Linked DNA regions of Homo sapiens: region 1 is linked to region 2. A link is a loop called in an ENCODE intact Hi-C map of the cell type or tissue named here. Cell type or tissue: Calu3. All regions are shown on one strand.

Evidence for each region. Hi-C counts contacts between places; a loop is a spot of excess contacts. Peaks named below come from ENCODE experiments on the same cell type or tissue, not always from the same donor. Only the 100,000 strongest peaks of a DNase experiment are listed, where the experiment ranks them.
Region 1: a loop joins it to region 2, with 2.9 times the contacts of the local background. A loop is called at or near these places in 2 of 110 quality-filtered maps.

Annotation. Positions count from the first base shown.
Region 1 is chr15:62,208,687-62,211,186 of GRCh38, forward strand. No RefSeq gene overlaps it. Among named protein-coding and RNA genes, the nearest start is that of C2CD4B, 45 kb to the left of the region's middle. In Calu3, no CTCF peak of the experiment used is centred here; DNase peaks (open chromatin) are centred at 875 and 1,355.
Region 2 is chr15:62,124,904-62,127,403 of GRCh38, forward strand. No RefSeq gene overlaps it. Among named protein-coding and RNA genes, the nearest start is that of C2CD4B, 39 kb to the right of the region's middle. In Calu3, a CTCF peak has its summit at 1,046; a DNase peak (open chromatin) is centred at 1,048.

The DNA.
Region 1 (2,500 bases), 84 kb after region 2:
TCCACGTTGGTCAAGGTGGTCTTGAACTCCTGATCTCAGGTGATTTCCCTCCCTCAGGCTCCCAAAGTGCTGGGGTTACAGGCATGAGCCACCATGCCTGGCCATGTGTATATGTTTCTAGTATCATTTAGATATAGTTCACTACCGAGTTATATGAAAGAGCTCTAATCAATTGGCTTAAAGAAAAGTAAGTGCTTCAATGAAATATTTTCTCAGGAAAATAGAAGCTAGTTCAAATGCCATTAATTCATGTGACTTCAATGATCTTTGTTAAATAAAACTAGTCTCTAAATTCTCTTCAGTAATTTAATTTTTAAAGTCATGTTATTGATAGCAACAGGAGACAGACAAATTCCTAGGCAGACAGGGACGGGTTGCTGGTAAGGCTCGACCTTCAACCTGAGGACTGAGCAGCTAGTTCTGGATAGAGTCCACGACTGGAGTGAAAACTTCTGTCCCCATCTTATCCACTTTCTCTCAATTGGTTCCTTCTGGATGATGCCTTTTAACCAATCAAATGGTGCTCTCTCCAAGCCCACCTGTGGACCAATCAGCATGCATTCCCCCATTCTAAGCCCATAAAAACCACAGACTCAGCCTCATAAACAGCTACCTGCTTTCTTGGTCACGTCTCACAGCTGAGACCTTTCCTTCTGTAGCTCAATAAAATTCTTCTCTGCCTTACTCGCTCTCCAGTGTTTGCATACCTTATTCTTCTTGGAACCCAGAACTTGCTAAGCTGCAGGGAGCAGGAGTGAAAAAGAGCTATAACCCTCCCTCCTGCTTGCAAAACAACAGGTGAGAAGAAGCCATAGGGTGCCACTCCCTCCTGCTCACTGAATTACAGGAGCAAAAGAGCTGTGACACACCTGGCTGGCTCACTGAGCTGCAGATGGTGCAAGTAAAAGAGCTGTAACACTCCCTCCTGTTCACCAAACTATGGAAGCAAAAAATCCACTGGGTGCTGCTCCCTCCCACTTGCTGAACTACTGGAGAGAAGAAGCCACAACAGTAGGTTAAATTAAGTTACCAAGACCACCTCAGTCATGGAGACCCCAACCCAGCGGTGCTAAAGAATTGAAGACAAAGACACAGAAATAGAGTACAAAGTGGGATCGGGGCTGACGGCCTTCAGAACTGAGAGCCACAAACAGAGTTTGACCCACATATTTATTGACAGCAAGCCAGTGATAAGCATTGTTTCTATAGGTTATAGATTAGCTAAAAGCATTCCTTACGGGAAACAAAGCATTCTTAGCAAGGAGTAGAGAAACAGGTTCTGGCTGATTATCAGCAGCAAAAACATGTTAAGGCACAGCCTGCTCCTGCTATTGTTTGTGGTTTGAGCAGTTTCCCACTTTAGGTGGCCAGGCGTTCCTTGCCCTGCTCCAGTAAACCAACAACTTCTAGCCATGTGCATCACAGCCATCACGAGCATGTCGCGTTGCTGCAGAAATCCTGTTTATGGCCAGTTTCTTTAAGGCCTATTTATGACAGGCTTAGGGCTTGTTCCCAGCATTAAGTAATCCTAGGTTTTTCAACAGAAATGAGGGTTACTAAGAGAATAGTAGTTAATATATGTGATTAAAACTAGTAGATATAAGAGAAAAAAAATTCTACATACAGGGTGTATAAAGTAAGATGTTGATGTAGTTTGGATGTTGTTTCCTCTAAGCTTCATGTTGAATTGTAATCTCCCATGTTGGAGGTGGGTCTGGTGGGAGGTGATTGGATCATGAGAACGAATACCTGATGAGTAGTTTAATGCCATCCCCTTGGTGCTGTCCTCACAATGGTGAGTTTTCACAAGATCTGGTTGTTTAAAAAGGGTGTGGCACCTCCCCCCCCCCCCATGGCTCCTGCTATCACTGTGCGTGACATTTGCTCCCTCTTCAGCTTCTGCCATGATTGCAAGCTTCCTGAGGCCTCCCTAGAAGCTGAACAGATGCCAGCACGATGCTTCCTATAAAGCCTACAGAACCATGAGCCAATTAAACACCTTTGCTTTATAAATTACCCAGACTTTGATGTTTATAGAAATGTAAGAACAGCCTAGTACAGAAAATTGGTACCAAGGAGTGGGGCACTGCTATAAAAATACCTGAAAATATGAAAGAAACTTTGGAATTGGGTGGCAGGTTGAAAGACTTCGGATGGCTTAGAAGAAGAAAGGAAAATGAGGGAAAGTTTGGAGCTTCTTAGAGACCAAAAACCACTTGTACCCCAAAAGGTATTGAAATATATATATACACCACAAAGGTTTTAATACAACACTATTGAAGGTTGGGTAGACCAAAGGGAGAACTTGCTGGTCCTTCAAAATTAAAAATCCCCAAACTAGTTTTTGGTATTTGCCCCAGATTGGAGAAATTTCTTCAATCAGAAGGCAAAGGTTACAATGAGAAAGCTGATTAACAATTGCCTGGGAAAATGTTGAGGCAAATTAGTCAAGATTGACAAAAGAGCCTTGGTCCCCTGGCTCAAGTCACTGCTGAGAACC
Region 2 (2,500 bases):
GCCAGGTCATAATGGCAAGCTACCCTGCAAAAGCTTTTCTAGGTTCAGATTAGAAGAGGTGCTCTAATTCACAGATTGTGGCATGATAGCTTCCTAGAAATGGCTACACACAGCCAGAAATGGCTAAACAAATTTAATTTACCAATAGGTGGAGCATGAGACCTGGCCACACTTCCTTTCACTAAAACCTCAGAAGCACTACCAACCCTCAACGTTAGAAAAGGTCATTTACATGGATGCCCAGAGGGTGGGAGAATGTGCATACTACTTCACAGAGGAGGACGCTACATTTTGCTGCATTTTGTACATGCATTTTCTTGTGTCTTTACTCTCATTTCCCTACTCACTCCTCTCTATTCAAGACTATTCCTTATGTCATCTAGGCTCTGATCTCATCATTTATAACTTTCTTCTTTCCTACATTGGGTTTAAATTAATTTCCAATTACTCATTAAATACACTAATGGATTCTCCTTTTAAGAAATTCAGACATTACAGATAAGGCTAAAGTCCCATAGGCAGTTGAAAATATAGATCTTGAAGGAGAGGTCTAGGACTAGTAGCTTAAATGTAACTGAAGCTTACCATTGGTCATCATGATGGACAGAATTTTCTCCTCTGTATTAAACTTTAAAAAAAAAAAAGTAGTTCCCTCCTCCTCAGCATAAGTTGCCTCAAATCACTTTTACTTTCAGAAACAAAACAAACAAAACCAAAAAACCCTCTCTTTTTCCTAAATCTTCCTCTAGCTACCATCTCTTTTCCTCCTCTCCTTCCAGTCACTTCTTTTAAGGTTTTCTCTGTATCTTTCCGTTTATGCAGTTTCATTACAATGTATCTTCTTCCTGTTTACATTGGGTTAGACCTAATGACAATGAACATAAATTTATATCAAGAGCAAAACAAAACAAAAAAACACCCAAGTTTATTTAATTGCTGCCTTCTGCTACCCCTTGGCCCAGAGAGCTGGGAGTAGGGATGGGGAAGCCAGAAGGCAGTGCACGATTAGACCCATCTGGTATATTCTCAGACAGACAGACAGAGGGCCCCCTAACGGTAAGCAGCTGCTTCTTCCAGTTATAGGACAATATTTGCATCCTGGAATTCCCAGCACACTGTTAAGTACTTGGCACAGCTGGAGAGCAGGTTATTGCTAAGTTAAGCACTTCCTTTCACAAAAGCTTATCTAGGTGTAAGTGATTATTACCAGAAGTGTCCAGCTCACTTCTCTACTTCATCCCTGTCAGTCAATCATACTCATATGTTTACTCTCATATATTTACTCTCATATCATCACATATCATCATAATAAATTTGTTTATGCTTTTAAGCCTAAGATCCTTCTAATTTTTTCTGGCAACACTCCAAAAAGAGTCTCAATACATGAGGTATTAAGCTATTAAATCCATGGATCAAAAGGGAAGGCCCAAAATTTTCTCTTACTATAACATTCCATATGTACACAAACAAACCAGAAATAAATTCTCTTCATAAAAGGACAGCTAGTTGTCTTGATAAAATTTAATAAGTAGTATCCATTCTTTCCCCAAAGATTTAAAACCACTTTTACCATATGGATTAGTCCATTTTCATGCTGCTGATAAAGACATATCTGAGACTGGGCAATTAACAAAAGAAAGGTTTATTGGACTTCCAGTTCCACGTGGCTGGGGAGGCCTCACAATCATGGCAGAAGGCAAGGAGGAGTAAGTCATATCTTATGTGGATGGCAACAGGCAAAGAGAGAGCTTGTGCGGGGAAGCTCCCCCTTATAATACTGTCAGATCTCGTGAGACTCACTCTCTATCACAAGAACAGCATGGGAGAGACCTGCCCCCATGATTCAATTACCTTTCACCAGGTCTCTCCCACAACACATGGGAATTCAAGATGAGATTTAGGTGGGGTCACAGCCAAACCATATCACCATAAACTTCATTTTTAACTATACAGGGCTCTGTTTTCTTTCTTTTTTTTTAATGGTTCTTTGATCTTTAATTCTAGTCCAATGTCAGTACTATGCTGTTCTAATTGCTGCAGTTTCTCATTATATTTTGATATTTGGTAGGGTAAGTGCCCTTTTATTGTTATTTTCAGCAAAAATATTTTGGAGGGGGATCTAGTCTATACACTTGGTCTTCCATGTGAACTTCAGAATCAGCTTGTTATTTTCTATTAAATATTATTTTTGAATTGGTATAGGGGCATATTAAATCAGTGAGAATGAGCTGGACTTTATAATATTCCAGTATTGGAGATAACCAGATAACTACATGGAAAAAAGATAAAATCATATTTACTATTGTCACAATTTATCAAGATATTTTCAACATGGACAAGATATTAATGCAAAAATAAAACGACAAAAATACTTAAAGAAAATGTGAGTGAATTCCTCTATAAGCTGTGAATGTGGAAAATCTTTATATGACTCAATATCCAGACAAGGTAAGGAAGATTGATAAAGCTGACCACATTAAAAAAAATTAATGGTAAAAGA